Regions from separate parts of the Homo sapiens genome. Here region 1 is linked to region 2. Evidence: read pairs that join two places in POLR2A ChIA-PET (ENCODE). Cell type or tissue: Panc1. All regions are shown on one strand.

Region 1 (8,000 bases), 230 kb before region 2:
TTTAAAGTAGTTTTTTCCAATTCTGTGAAGAAAGTCATTGGTAGCTTGATGGGGATGGCATTGAATCTGTAAATTACCTTGGGCAGTATGGCCATTTTCACGATATTGATTCTTCCTACCCATGAGCATGGAATGTTCTTCCATTTGTTTGTGTCCTCTTTTATTTCCTTGAGCAGTGGTTTGTAGTTCTCCTTGAAGATGTCCTTCACATCCCTTGTAAGTTGGATTCCTAGGTATTTTATTCTCTTTGAAGCAATTGTGAATGGGAGTTCACTCATGATTTGGCTCTCTGTTTGTCTGTTGTTGGTGTGTAAGAATGCTTGTGATTTTTGCACATTGATTTTGTATCCTGAGACTTTGCTGAAGTTGCTTATCAGCTTAAGGAGATTTTGGGCTGAGACGATGGGGTTTTCTAGATAAACAATCATGTCGTCTGCAAACAGGGACAATTTGACTTCCTCTTTTCCTAATTGAATACCCTTTATTTCCTTCTCCTGCCTGATTGCCCTGGCCAGAACTTCCAACACTATGTTGAATAGGAGCGGTGAGAGAGGGCATCCCTGTCTTGTGCCAGTTTTCAAAGGGAATGCTTCCAGTTTTTGCCCATTCAGTATGATATTGGCTGTGGGTTTGTCATAGATAGCTCTTATTATTTTGAAATACGTCCCATCAATACCTAATTTATTGAGAGTTTTTAGCATGAAGGGTTGTTGAATTTTGTCAAAGGCTTTTTCTGCATCTATTGAGATAATCATGTGGTTTTTGTCTTTGGCTCTGTTTATATGCTGGATTACATTTATTGATTTGCGTATATTGAACCAGCCTTGCATCCCAGGGATGAAGCCCACTTGATCATGGTGGATAAGCTTTTTGATGTGCTGCTGGATTCGGTTGGCCAGTATTTTATTGAGGATTTTTGCATCAATGTTCATCAAGGATATTGGTCTAAAATTCTCTTTTTTGGTTGTGTCTCTGCCCGGCTTTGGTATCAGAATGATGCTGGCCTCATAAAATGAGTTAGGGAGGATTCCCTCTTTTTCTATTGATTGGAATAGTTTCAGAAGGAATGGTACCAGCTCCTCCTTGTACCTCTGGTAGAATTCGGCTGTGAATCCATCTGGTCCTGGACTCTTTTTGGTTGGTAAACTATTGATTATTGCCACAATTTCAGAGCCTGTTATTGGTCTATTCAGAGATTCAACTTCTTCCTGGTTTAGTCTTGGGAGAGAGTATGTGTCGAGGAATGTATCCATTTCTTCTAGATTTTCTAGTTTATTTGCGTAGAGGTGTTTGTAGTATTCTCTGATGGTAGTTTGTATTTCTGTGGGATCGGTGGTGATATCCCCTTTATCATTTTTTATTGTGTCTATTTGATTCTTCTCTCTTTTTTTCTTTATTAGTCTTGCTAGCGGTCTATCAATTTTGTTGATCCTTTCAAAAAACCAGCTCCTGGATTCATTGATTTTTTGAAGGGTTTTTTGTGTCTCTATTTCCTTCAGTTCTGCTCTGATTTTAGTTATTTCTTGCCTTCTGCTAGCTTTTGAATGTGTTTGCTCTTGCTTTTCTAGTTCTTTTAATTGTGATGTTAGGGTGTCAATTTTGGATCTTTCCTGCTTTCTCTTGTAGGCATTTAGTGCTATAAATTTCCCTCTACACGCTGCTTTGAATGCGTCCCAGAGATTCTGGTATGTGGTGTCTTTGTTCTCGTTGGTTTCAAAGAACATCTTTATTTCTGCCTTCATTTCGTTATGTACCCAGTAGTCATTCAGGAGCAGGTTGTTCAGTTTCCATGGAGTTGAGCGGCTTTGAGTGAGATTCTTAATCCTGAGTTCTAGTTTGATTGCACTGTGGTCTGAGAGATAGTTTGTTATAATTTCTGTTCTTTTACATTTGCTGAGGAGAGCTTTACTTCCAACTATGTGGTCAATTTTGGAATAGGTGTGGTGTGGTGCTGAAAAAAATGTATACTCTGTTGATTTGGGGTGGAGAGTTCTGTAGATGTCTATTAGGTCTGCTTGGTGCAGAGCTGAGTTCAATTCCTGGGTATCCTTGTTGACTTTCTGTCTCGTTGATCTGTCTAATGTTGACAGTGGGGTGTTAAAGTCTCCCATTATTAATGTGTGGGAGTCTAAGTCTCTTTGTAGGTCACTGAGGACTTGCTTTATGAATCTGGGTGCTCCTGTATTGGGTGCATAAATATTTAGGATAGTTAGCTCTTCTTGTTGAATTGATCCCTTTACCATTATGTAATGGCCTTCTTTGTCTCTTTTGATCTTTGTTGGTTTAAAGTCTGTTTTATCAGAGACTAGGATTGCAACCCCTGCCTTTTTTTGTTTTCCATTGGCTTGGTAGATCTTCCTCCATCCTTTTATTTTGAGCCTATGTGTGTCTCTGCACGTGAGATGGGTTTCCTGAATACAGCACACTGATGGGTCTTGACTCTTTATCCAACTTGCCAGTCTGTGTCTTTTAATTGCAGAATTTAGTCCATTTACATTTAAAGTTAATATTGTTATGTGTGAATTTGATCCTGTCATTATGATGTTAGCTGGTGATTTTGCTCATTAGTTGATGCAGTTTCTTCCTAGTCTCGATGGTCTTTACATTTTGGCATGATTTTGCAGCGGCTGGTACCGGTTGTTCCTTTCCATGTTTAGCGCTTCCTTCAGGAGCTCTTTTAGGGCAGGCCTGGTGGTGACAAAATCTCTCAGCATTTGCTTGTCTATAAAGTATTTTATTTCTCCTTCACTTATGAAGCTTAGTTTGGCTGGATATGAAATTCTGGGTTGAAAATTCTTTTCTTTAAGAATGTTGAATATTGGCCCCCACTCTCTTCTGGCTTGTAGGGTTTCTGCCGAGAGATCCGCTGTTAGTCTGATGGGCTTTCCTTTGAGGGTAACCCGACCTTTCTCTCTGGCTGCCCTTAACATTTTTTCCTTCATTTCAACTTTGGTGAATCTGACAATTATGTGTCTTGGAGTTGCTCTTCTCGAGGAGTATCTTTGTGGCGTTCTCTGTATTTCCTGAATCTGAACGTTGGCCTGCCTTGCTAGATTGGGGAAGTTCTCCTGGATAATATCCTGCAGAGTGTTTTCCAACTTGGTTCCATTCTCCACATCACTTTCAGGTACACCAATCAGACGTAGATTTGGTCTTTTCACATAGTCCCATATTTCTTGGAGGCTTTGCTCATTTCTTTTTATTCTTTTTTCTCTAAACTTCCCTTCTCGCTTCATTTCATTCATTTCATCTTCCATCGCTGATACCCTTTCTTCCAGTTGATCACATCGGCTCCTGAGGCTTCTGCATTCTTCACGTAGTTCTCGAGCCTTGGTTTTCAGCTCCATCAGCTCCTTTAAGCACTTCTCTGTATTGGTTATTCTAGTTATACATTCTTCTAAATTTTTTTCAAAGTTTTCAACTTCTTTGCCTTTGGTTTGAATGTCCTCCCGTAGCTCAGAGTAATTTGATCGTCTGAAGCCTTCTTCTCTCAGCTCGTCAAAATCATTCTCCATCCAGCTTTGTTCTGTTGCTGGTGAGGAACTGCGTTCCTTTGGAGGAGGAGAGGCGCTCTGCGTTTTAGAGTTTCCAGTTTTTCTGTTCTGTTTTTTCCCCATCTTTGTGGTTTTATCTACTTTTGGTCTTTGATGATGGTGATGTACAGATGGGTTTTCGGTGTAGATGTCCTTTCTGGTTGTTAGTTTTCCTTCTAACAGACAGGACCCTCAGCTGCAGGTCTGTTGGAATACCCTGCTGTGTGAGGTGTCAGTGTGCCCCTGCTGGGGGGTGCCTCCCAGTTAGGCTGCTCGGGGGTCAGGGGTCAGGGACCCACTTGAGGAGGCAGTCTGCCCGTTCTCAGATCTCCAGCTGCGTGCTGGGAGAACCACTGCTCTCTTCAAAGCTGTCAGACAGGGACACTTAAGTCTGCAGAGGTTACTGCTGTCTTTTTGTTTGTCTGTGCCCTGCCCCCAGAGGTGGAGCCTACAGAGGCAGGCAGGCCTCCTTGAGCTGTGGTGGGCTCCACCCAGTTCGAGCTTCCCAGCTGCTTTGTTTGCCTAAGCAAGCCTGGGCAATGGCGGGCGCCCCTCCCCCAGCCTCGTTGCCGCCTTGCCGTTTGATCTCAGACTGCTGTGCTAGCAATCAGCGAGATTCCGTGGGCGTAGGACCCTCTGAGCCAGGTGTGGGATATAGTCTCGTGGTGCGCCGTTTCTTAAGCCGGTCTGAAAAGCGCAATATTCGGGTGGGAGTGACCCGATTTTCCAGGTGCGTCCGTCACCCCTTTCTTTGACTCGGAAAGGGAACTCCCTGACCCCTTGCGCTTCCCAGGTGAGGCAATGCCTCGCCCTGCTTCGGCTCGCGCACGGTGCGCACACACACTGGCCTGCGCCCACTGTCTGGCACTCCCTAGTGAGATGAACCCGGTACCTCAGATGGAAATGCAGAAATCACCCGTCTTCTGCGTCGCTCACGCTGGGAGCTGTAGACCGGAGCTGTTCCTATTCGGCCATCTTGGCTCCTCCCCCGGATTATTCTTATTACACATATTAGTTTAATACATGGAGGCTAAGTAGAAGAAGTAGCTACAAATTTTGAAAATGTTCGGTCTCTAGGGATGGAAAGAGAAGGTGGCCAGGGGACTTTTTTTTTTTTTAGAATAGCATTCTCACAATGACTAGTATTACTTTGTTTAAAAATTTTTTAAGTAAAATAAATATTATGGCTTAATACATAGTAGTTCCCCTTCCCAAAAATTTCACATTCATTAAATACATATATTTAAAGAGCTGATTTCCTTGAGATTAATAATGAGCAAATCTATGAATTATATAGTTCTGCTCTATTGGCAATTTGTGTACTTAAGACTTTTGTGTAGCTAAAACTGGACTGGACTCCTAAATCCTGGGTGCTAGTACCTGCAAGTATTACTTGAGCACCGTCTTCCCCATGTAAAAATAGAACATTTCTTAAATTCAACCACGGTTGTGAAATCCAAGCTTAATTTCATTCACATCAAAAAGCAAGGCAAAACTTTCTTCAAATACAGGGTAAGGCAAATGGAGAATAAAAGTACAAATAACACAGTGAATAAATCTGCTAATCTTTTCTGATATTAGCTATTAAGTCTACTGTACCTGTTAGAATGTAATCTCAATCAATCAAGGATCTTAACCAGCTTATATTTCTGGGCCCTAGAAGAAAGCCTGGTATACAGTATGGCAGTGAAATATATTTGTTAATGATTACTCAAATTCAGTAATACTTCATACTGGATATTATACCATTTAAGAAAAAACTAAATTGGTAGAAATCATTCTAAAATATAATGTGTACTTCCCTGCAAAATAAAGTACAACTTTCCTCTTGAGCCTGTGCTTATTCGTAGGACATGTGTGAGTCTTGTTTGTAGGACATATGCTCATTGGTATGCCTATTTATGAGAAATGTGATAGAAAACATACTCAATTTCTTTATTATTTCTCAGGCCTACTACTACTGTGCCATAATAGAGGATGTGATTCTGCGCTTTGCTTGGACTATCCAAATCTCGATTACCTCTACAACTTTGTTGCCTCATTCTGGGGACATCATTGCTACTGTCTTTGCCCCACTTGAGGTTTTCCGGTAAGCAAACTACTGAAAAGTTTATTAAAGATTCTTTTTAACCTAAAAGACACCCAATACTTACAAATTAGAATTTATTATAACTTGTACTTGAAAACCTTTAATTTTCCAACTTTTCTCAAATTTCTCCTCAGCCTTAGAATTGGAAAACCATGTTGGCCAGGCTGATCTCGAACTCTTGACCTCAGTTGATCCACCCACCTCGGCCTCCCAAAGTGCTGGGATTACAGGCGTGAGCTACTGTGCCCGGCCCAGAGGTTAATTCTTACAAAGTTAAAATAACCATTGATGATGACTTAAAAGCTTCTTTAGAACGGGGTTCCATTGAAAGGATAAGTGGAAATTGGGAGGTAAAATGGCTTAAAACAGAAATCAATCATTTTTTGCAATTTGGCAGTCTGAGTTATTCAGCCCAGCCTTCTCACTGAAAACAATAAAAATGCTAGATAAAATGTGTTTAAATCTGGCCAGGTGCACTGGCTCACTCCTGTAATCCCAACACTTTGGGAGGCCGAGGCCGGTGGATCACCTGAGGTCAGGAGTTCAAGACCAACCTGGCCAACATGGTGAAACGCTGTCTCTGCTAAAAATACAAAAATTAGCTGGGCATGGTGGTGGGCACCTGTAATCCCAGCTACTCGGGAGGCTGAGGCAGGAGAATCGCTTGAATCCAGGAGGCAGAGGTTGCAGTGAGCCAAGACTGCACTGTTGCACTCCAACCTGGGCAACAAGAGCAAAACTCCGTCTCAAAAAAAAAAGTGTTTAAATATTCTAAAAAAAAATCAGACAAGATAATCCAAAATCTAAATGAAAACAGGAGCCCCAAGATAAACAGAGCACTAACACTACCTTTGCACTATAGAAATTTGCCAAATCTGTAGACTTTGAAATTCACTTGTGACTGCCAATTAAAATTTGTATGCACCTAATAAAATGCCTTAAAATTTTGTAAAGCAAAAGCTGGCGTTGCTACAAGTAAATTTACAATTTCAGATTTTAACATATTTCCTTCAGTGATAGATAAATAACGGGTCAGTTAATTAATTAAACCTGAATGACATACGTAGAGAACTGCATCCAACTACTAAATACATATTCTTTTAAATACATGTAGAACATTTACCAAAATTAACCTTACACTGTGCCATAAAGGAAGTCTCAACAAATTGCAGGGATTATAATCACAAAAAGATAACTCAAAAGTCCCAAATGTTTAGAAATTAAGCAGTACATGTCTGATAACCCCAGGTCAAAATTGTAATGCAAATTTTAAAATATTTTGAGTAGCCAGGCATGATGGTTTATGCCTGTAATCCCAGCATTTTGGAAGGCCAAAGTGGGCAGATCACTTGAACTCAGGGGTTTGACACTGGCCTGGGCAACATGGCAAAACACATCTCTACAAAAAATACAAAAATTAGCTGGGCATGGTGGTGCGCGCCTGTAGTCCCAGGTACTCAGGAGGCTGAGGTGTAAGGGTCACTTGAGCCTGGGAGGCAGAGGTTGCAGTGAGTCAAGATCATGCCACTGCACTCCAGCCTGGGTGACAGAGCAAGACTCCGTCTCAAAAAAAAAAAAAAAAAAAATTTTTTTTTGAACAGAATGTAATTGAAAATGTGATAAAAGAGAAAAATGTAAAATGCAGCTAGGGCCATGCTTACAAGGAAATGTGTAACTTTACATGTATATATCAGAAAAGTATATAGCTCAGGAAATAAGAAAGATTTAAAAAACAGCAAATCCCAAAAGAAAGTAGAAGTAAATATAAAGAACGTAAATTAATGGAACAGAAAACAAACACACAATACAGAAAATTATTAATGATAAAGCCAAACTTAATTTCCTTAAAATGCCAAATACTGTTGATAAAGTACTTAAGACTGATAAAGCAAAAAAGAAAAGGAAGTACAAATTATGAATATCAAAAAACCTAAAGACATTTATTTAAAGAGTAAGACTATCTTATGAGCAACTTTATATCAATAAATTTAAAAATTTAGATGAATGGACAAATTACTGAAAAAGCAGTGTGCCAAAACCAATAAAGAAGAAATAGAAAATCTGTATTAAAGAAATTAAATTCATGTTAAAATACTTTGCACAAAGAAAACGCCAGGCCCAGGAATTCTTTCAAATATTTGAGGAAGAAATATTAACCAATTTTATACAAAACTCTTCCAGAAAAAAAAAGAGCATAAAAGGAAACACTTTCTAGTTTGTTCTCTGCAGCCAGCATAACTTTGATATATAAGCCTACAATGACATTTTAATAAAAACTAATCTGTCTCATGTACACAGTTGTAAAAATCCTGAATGAAATATTAGCATATGAATTCAACAATATATAAAAAGGGTAATACAAGTTAGGTTCGTTCTAG
Region 2 (8,000 bases):
CAAGGTCTGAGTCACCTCTTTCTTCCTAAACTCCCCTCTTCCCCAAAGGGATTGGAAGGCTGGAGGGGTACTGAGTAGGAAGGATAGCAGGCAGCACCATCTGATTCTATCCCCTTCTTGCCATACAGACAAACGGCAGCGATACTGACAATGGCCAAGCCCTGAAGACCCTAGCCAGAATGTAACGTCCACCTCTCATCCCTGGGACCCGGCTTCCACTGGGGTGGAATTTCGCTTGGAGAGTAGGCAGAGGGGGGTGAAATTAGCCTTGAGAAGCTGGGTGGGAGGTGTGGGGAGGAGGGCTTGAGGGAAGGCAGGGAGTGGAATCAAATAATTTGAACCACTTCTCGGGTTACCGGGCTCTTCCCTGTCTTTCTGGTAATTGCTTGTTTACTCACTTCCTGGTTCTCAGAGGCTGTTGGACTCCTGCTGTTCTGGGAGTTGTGGGCTTACCTGACCCCCCTCCTCCCCACACCTTCTCCACTGTATAGAACCTACTGGGAAGGAACAAAGACCAGAGTTCAAGTCCTAATGAGGTCTCCAGTGAGGCAGAGATGATAGTCTTCATTTGGTACCAGGCAGAGAGATGCTGAAATCCCAGAACCAGCCCTTAAATTGGCTGTTGGCCTGGTACTCAGAATGAGTACCCCTGGGAGGTGGGCAAGCTTCTGGAACCTGGTTTCTGGGAGAGGGGCTCTAAGTGCAAGGGCCCTACTGGGCCTATTTTGTCCCTAACCTACAGTCCCTCCCCAAGAGAGCATCTGAGTGCTGTGATTTAATAAATAATAAAAGTCAGAGTAAGGATATATGATATACACAAATACGCATATTGTACCCATAAAGAAAACAGTAGACAAATAAATCCTCCTATCTGACTATAACTGGTAAGAGCTTGTACAAATGTTCCCAAAAGGAGACAGATATTAGCCCCTTCATTAGTTAAGGTCCTTATCTGCATTTCTATGGTGAGGGATGATCATGTATTCATTTAAGTATGACTCTGTGCCTCTGGAGACAGAGATTCTGCGAAAACATTGATTAGGGGTAGGACCTTGCTAGAAAAAGTCATAGGTGTGCAATTCATATCTTCTAATTAAAGCACATTATCACTTACTTACAAATGGTTAGGGCTTTAATAAACTAACCCCTTAGGAGACCCTAGCTAGGTCCAAAAACAAAGATAATTTTCTATAGAAGGGTCAACATAAAACTAATGGAAGAGTTTACTATTGCTTTTCCTTAGGCACATTAGGTCCTTAAGGACTCTTAGCCTTGATCTCTAAGTTCAGGTCTCCCCTTTGGCCAGGGCCCTAGGGAGGCCATGAGTCCTTGGGAAAGTGAAAGCAAAGCTGAATCTCCAATGGCATCTGGGACATCTCTGCCCCTTCCTTCTCTGTACTGTACCCTATCCTCAGCAGCACTTGTGGCTCCCCCAAAGCCATGTTTTCCCAGTCTTCCCCTGCCTGGGCCACCCTTCCCATTTACCTGCTGGGCCAATGAATCCTTGCAGACTTTTCTACTTGATGTAATGATTTGTTCACGTTTCTTTGCTTGACCAGACTGTACCCTCTCCACCTCTAAATCATATTCATCTCCTTATCCCTCGAATCTAGCCCAGAACCTGGCAGATGCTAGGGACTAGATGTTGTCTGGGGAGACTCTAGTTCTAGTTCAGTCATTCACAATCTGTGTGACTTTCAGCAGGCCTTTTAATCTTTTTGTTTCTTAGCTTCTTCATTTTAAAATAAATCTTGCCAATTCCAACTTACACGGTTACAAATTAAAAATGAGACAACTGTGGAAGTGCTGAACAAAACGCCAGGTGGTGGAGGTGGTAGGAGGGGCGCTTAGCTCCAAGCGAAGACATATTTGTCTTAGTCTGCTCTGGCTGCCATAACAAAATATCACAGAGTGGTTTAAGCAAAAAAATGTATTTCTCATAGTTCCGGAGCCTGGAAATCTGAGATCAGGGTGCCAGCATGGTCAGGTTCTGTTGAGGGCTTTGTTTCTGGCTTGCAGATGGCCGCCTTCTTGCTGTACCCTCACATGGCAGAGGAGAGAGCGAGCTCCTAAAGACCCTATTTCCAGATATAGTCACATTAGGGGTTAGAGCTTCAACACATATGAATTTTGGGGAAGCATATCCATTCCACAGCAATGCTGAAGGAGATTCATCAGCACATAGCCCTTCAGTCCTGTTCCCACCTCCTACAGCTTGCAAATCTGAAGCACCCCACCAACTCCGTATTGCAACTACAGTAATCATGACTTGTATACCAATTTATAGATGTTTCAATAACTAAAGCATTTGTATAACATATCCTATGGCTTACGAAGAATATTTCATACAGTCTAATCTCATTTTCACAACTATCATCTCACAGATGAGAAAAGCAAGGCCCCAATGGCCAGCCCAATCTTATTTCCAGGTCCTTTAACTGTATACCTTCAAACTCTTTAGGCCACACCAAAGTACTCGGTTGTAACCACTTCAAAGAAAACAGGGCTCTAAGAGCTGGTGAAGTCTAAACTCTTCAGTTCCTCCACTGTGACCACAGCTGACCGTCTTTACTTGTTCTATTCGCTCCCATATGAATCCTTTCTTTGTGCTCTAGAATTTTATGGAGTGGAAAATATATATGGAACGAGACAACATTCTTAGAGGAAAGGACTTTACAAATGCGAAGTATTAATATTTTGTTTGATATGGGCACTATTTTCAAAGGACCCTGCATACTTTCTGTGTTTCTTTGGGATGCCCTGCCCACCCAGGACAACTGAAGGAGCCGCTCTGGTTTTAATTGCAGCAATTCACCAGACAGTTTAGAACTTTCTACGTGCCAGGGCCTCTGTCCCCTGCAAAAGCTCACATTCCAAACAAGTCAGGTGTAGGCTCCGCTCCTAGAGAGGGACGGTGTGAACAGAGCTAACTGGGTCGGCCTCTCTCCTTCCGACCTCCTACTCCCCTCCCAACACCTCCTCGCCCAGAACGTCTCAATTCTGACCCAGACACCCTGGGAGGCCGAGAGGCTCCTTTTGGATCTGCAATACACCCTCCTCACCACAACCAACAGACAAAACGCGCGAGTGCCGTGCAAGGTGGAAACCCTTCCCTCCGGGGGGCGATCGCCCCAGTAGGGTGAAGCAGGCCTCTTTGTTCACGGGATGCCTCGCTAGCAAGCCGGCGGCGGGGGCGTTCCCTGGACCGTGAGACCCCGGCTCCCGAGGACGCCTCCCGTGCCGCCGCTTCCCTCAAGCCCAGTGCCGCCAGCGGCCAGAGCTCCGGATTCCTGCCGCCCCCAGCCCACCGGCAAGAGCTGGCTTCATTTTCCCAGTCCCCCTTTCATCTGGCCGCACAGGCAGAGCACCGTCCGCTAAGGTCTCCTCCCATCCCAGCAGGAAGGGCGGGGAGACCCGCGGAGGATTTAAAGGGGCGCGGAGGTCAGGAGGGCTGGGGGCGGCTCCGCGGAGAAAATGGGGCGCGCTCGTCCTCTCCCGCAGCCTCGGCCGCCGCGAAGCTTCCTCCCAGCTCCCGCCTTTCCGGGCCCGGCGGGCCGAGGGGGAAGGGAGGCTTCCTGCGCCGGCGCCCGCGGCTGCCCCAGTGAGGTCCCGCCCGAGAGCAGGCCCAGGCGGGGGCTGGGCGCGCGGCGCGGCGCTGCGGGCTGGAGGGCGGGGGCGGGGCCCGCCGCTTTTAGAGTCACCTCCCGCGCGCCGCGGCCGCCGTTGCCAGGGTGACCGGGGGAGCTCCGTTGTGGGGAGGCGGCCGCGGCGGGTACCGGTGGGCGGAGCTCAGCGGGCGGGGCGGGGCGGGGCGGGGGCGGGGGGAGCTTCCTCGTCGTCATGGGAACGGCGCAGTTATTTCCAGCCCCCGGGCCGTGCCAGTGGCGCGGTGCCAGGATGCGAGAGTATTGCAGGACAGCGGCAATCTGCTGCGACCTGGGACATAACAATGCGCCCCTTCTGCAGCGCTGGGCCCGCCGGCGAGAGGTCTCGCTGGTCTGAGGGGCTGGGGCCGCCCCCGCGCGTCGTGTCTCCTCTCGGCGCTCTTCGGCTCGGAGCCTGGCGGCTCAGCGCGCTCCCGGCTGCACGTGCTGCCCCCGCCGCCGCCCACGCCAGACAAAGCGGGGCCCTCCCGGGCGTGTTTCCTAGGCGCCCCCTTCCCTCGATGAACCCTTTGATTTCTTCCTTCTTCTCTCTCACTTCGTTCCAGCCCCCTCAACTGCCTCCTGGAGCGCCTTTTTTGTGTGCTCGCCATCTCACGTTTGGCCCTCTCTCCAAAGCTCTGCCTTCACGAACGCCTCCATTTGACCTTCCCCCTCCGCCACTCTCTGGTCTCCTTTGGTAGCTTTATCATTACATTTGATGGAAGGGCGACTCTCCCCTCTCCTATTTTCAGCTCCACATTACCTTTTGTATTGTCCTCTCCCCTTCCTATTGGCATCTTCTTTCTGTCCTTGCCCTTTTCAAGACTCTTCCAGAAACTCTCTTGATGTCTCTGCCTCTTTTCACGGTTTCCTTTCCACTTTTTCTTTTCTCTCTGGGCTGTGGGACAGCAGAAGGGAGATTGCAAATGGCTACCTAGATTGAGTGCCCCTTTTACCTCACTGACGCCATCCTTTTTTCTGTCACCTTGAGGTCACATTATTTGGGCACCTTGATGAGGCTTTGGGGATTCTACTGCCGTTGCTGCCATTAGCAGTCTCTTTGCTTGGAAGCTTAAATGAAGGAAATTTCTGGGAACTGGTCAAAGACTCCTGAAATGCACCTTGAGGACTAAACATCTCTCTCCCTCCATCTCTGCTTGGTTACTCTGGTTTGTTTCGAACACCGGCTGCTTCTTCCCACTTCTTGACTCCCTGCACCCCTACCCGCCCCCCCAGCAATCACATTGTTCATCCCTTTGGCACCAGCCCTAGAGAGGAAAGGGTAGGTCCTCCTCTCCAGGAAGGAAGGTGGGGCAGAGTAGCTCCCGCAGGAAGGGAAGGAAAAAGGAGGGAAGGAAGGAAGTGGCCAACAGAAGGTGGAATCCGGTGGGAGGACTTTTCATTGTTTGAACGTCTTTCCTTTTTAGCTCTGCAAAGTCAAGCCCAAGGCCATCTCACCAAGGTTCTGCTGCCATCTCCCAGAACCCCAGCTAGGACTCCCTTGCCAGAGGCTGGAGGGGGCTGAGGTTTTGGTGGACATATTTAAGTGAAGTGGGCAGAGTTTCATGTATGCTGCAAATTGTAAGCACTTACATTTTTAATGTATCCATCTTCTGTTTCTTTTCTGTCCAACAAAGTCAGCTTTTATCTTCCCTTTTCTCCAGGGGGAAAAAAAAAAAGAAAAACTCCAGGGTAGAATTATGCCTCAGGTAAGGAAAATGTATCTACCATTTCCTGAGGACCTTCTACCTGTGAATCTGCTCTTATGTTCTGTAATACTTTACATTTGCATAGGGCTTTTTTCCCTGAGTTTTAAAGGGAAAGGCTGAGTTTTAAAGTTAGTGGGTAAAAGGAACCAAGTAGGGTTGCGATAAGGGTTGAGATGAAGTAGTGGAAATGGGAGCTCTTTAAAACTAAATACTCATGAATACTGCTCTCCAATATTTCCCCACCTTTTTTGTAGCCTAGGCTTAGGGCCAAATGCAAGCCCCAAGAACACAGGCAAGGAAGTGCTTTTGTCCTTTCTAGGCATGTGATCCAGTACCAAAGATGCTTAGTTATGAACGAAGAGAAGTTTGTGGTATGACTATTCTTTTGCATAGTGTATCTTTGCATCTCCATTCACTTAATACCCGAATACCTAGAAAACTGCCAGCCAGGCTTTGGTTCATTGTCAGTGTCTTGTTCCTTGAAAGCCCTAGAAGGACAAAAAAATTAGCTATGCTTTGGAAGACTTTGTCTGAAACCTACACTAGGTTTCAGACAAGGTCATCCAACCTTCTGGATTAGTTAACTGTGTCCTGAACACTGAGCAGAGGCCAGAGGGAGTGGGGTTTTGTTTTTCTCATCCTGGGGAAGCTCATCCTTGTGCTCTGCAAGTGTGTGCTCTGGGGAGAGAGTGTTATCAACACTTCCATGGTGTGGGATGGGGTGGGGGTCAGGAAGGGGGCCAACAACTTTAGAAGGCTTTCTTTTGTTTTCTGTTTTAAGTTGCTGTCTTGGTGATGGGAAGATATGAAAGGGTGGACACCTGGCTGTTGGAGTTGGGACAAGTATGAGCAGAGCTGTGGGGCTTGGCTTCCTTTCCTACTGGCTCATTTCCCCGGGGAGGGGAAGATAGTGGTCTAGAGGGAATTTGCTATCCCTTTCAATCAGCAAACGGACCTGCAAGCCAGTTTGCCTGGGCACTTAGGGCACTGAGTTTGGGGCACCTCAGGGAGCTTATACTCTCCCAGAAAACACAAGCCCTGCAAACAGTTCTCTGGTCATTGTGTGGAGCAGGTGTGGGATGCAGAGGTAGGGCAGATTCCCCGTAAATAGAAGACAGGATTTTCTCATAAACAGAGGTCTCAACTATGAGGGGGAGCTGGGCTTCCTTAGGCATTCCTAGTTATGGAGATGGTCGAGGAGCCTGGGCTGGAAGTTAGCCTGTCAGAAATTCTGCAGCGTTGTGTTTCTGTGCTGGGTAGGGGTGAACTGATGGCCCACATGGTCCCGTCTGACTTCAAGATTCTGCAATTTTGAAATATACTAATGATCCTAGGCAGCATGTGATGAATAGCTTGAGCTTTACTAGGGATTCCATTCATCAAATATTTATTGAGTGTGTACTTTGTACTGCAGCTCTGCTAGACGCTGTAGGAGATTCAGAGGTATGAACAATAGGGTTTAAGATCTTTGCAGAGGCCGCTAACACTTGGAATACAGTGAGGCAGGAAGGGGGTTCCAGGCCAGAATGAGTGGTCCTGCCCCACATTACCACCCCATCAAAACCAGACAGTCAGCATTCTCTTAACACCAGTGCCCTGTGATTTGTTTCTTCCTGAGATGCTGGTTTCAAAGATTTCCAGGGACTTTGATCTGCAGGATGGGGGCAGAAGAGAGAAACCGTGTTAATCCAGAGAGAAAGGCAGAGCGTGTGGGGTTGTGTCTCTAAGGGTGAACGCTGAGTGAGGATAGAGTCCCTCCTGTCAGGATGTGCCAGGATGGGGCAGGCATGAGAACCGGGAAGAAAATGAGGTGGAAATGAATGGGCCCCTGTAGGAGGAGGTAATGAGGTGAATCAGAAAAATCTGTCACTGAGATCCAGGAAGCGACTGGGAGGTTTACTCTCTCTTGGTCCTTTTAAAGATGAGATGTGTCAATTTGAGAACCTGGACTCATGAAGACAGATCTACCAGGCGCCAGGGATGGAGCGGGTGGGAGCTTGCTGTAGCTGCTGTGCAAAATGGTAAGATCCCCATACTTGGGCAGCCTGGAATTGGCCCTGGGGCCCATCTCTCGTTTACCATCTTTGGCAAAAGGAGTCCTGCTGAACCCCAAGAACTCCTTCCCTGGCCAGTGCTCAGTGCCCCCATCCCCATCAGCAGCCCCCTGGGAAGAGTCCAGGTATCTGTAGGGACTCTCAGGACTTGTAAGCCAGAGAGAGCTGTGGGGAGGGGGTGGAGGTGACCACTGCAGAATGGTGAATGTCTGGGGAAATGAATGTGTCCCTTTCAAGGATTCTGATTGGCTCAGTTGTTCAGGGGAGCAACTCAGGAATCAGTTTCATTAGACTCCTTAGCATCTTCAGGGATGCAAACCTCTGCTTTGTTGGTTTATGTCTGTGTGTGTCCTGGAATAACCTCCCTCTACCACAGCTGTGGACACTCTCAGAATCCTATGCCCAGAATGTCCTTCAGGGGATCATTTCTTGTAGCTTGGGAAGGACCTGGGTGTGATTTGAAGGGTCTCAGGAGGAGGGGCAGGCACTCACATGCCCCTAACCATGTCTCCTACTAGCCTGTAGCTTCTTTGGGGACATTGGTCTAGTTTTGAGGCATGATTTTGGGTACCCATTGAAATGCAAATGCTGCC

The links. ChIA-PET counts read pairs that join two places held together with the same protein. Peaks named below come from ENCODE experiments on the same cell type or tissue, not always from the same donor. Only the 100,000 strongest peaks of a DNase experiment are listed, where the experiment ranks them.
Region 1: POLR2A ChIA-PET joins it to region 2 with 13 read pairs; 5 of 35 experiments call an interaction of 5 or more read pairs at or near these places.

Annotation. Positions count from the first base shown.
Region 1 is chr1:180,868,321-180,876,320 of GRCh38, forward strand. It overlaps XPR1 (xenotropic and polytropic retrovirus receptor 1), which reads left to right. Exons shown (of 15, transcript NM_004736.4): 13 at 5,483-5,622. It overlaps LOC124904464 (a long non-coding RNA gene), which reads right to left and starts at 4,564. Exons shown (of 2, transcript XR_007066760.1): 1 at 4,426-4,564. In Panc1, no CTCF peak of the experiment used is centred here; no DNase peak of the experiment used is centred here.
Region 2 is chr1:181,101,702-181,109,701 of GRCh38, forward strand. No RefSeq gene overlaps it. Among named protein-coding and RNA genes, the nearest start is that of IER5, 17 kb to the left of the region's middle. RefSeq lists silencers at 3,239-3,298, 3,319-3,808, 4,069-4,118 and an enhancer at 3,652-4,546. In Panc1, no CTCF peak of the experiment used is centred here; no DNase peak of the experiment used is centred here; H3K4me3 peaks cover 3,149 bases; H3K27ac peaks cover 7,030 bases.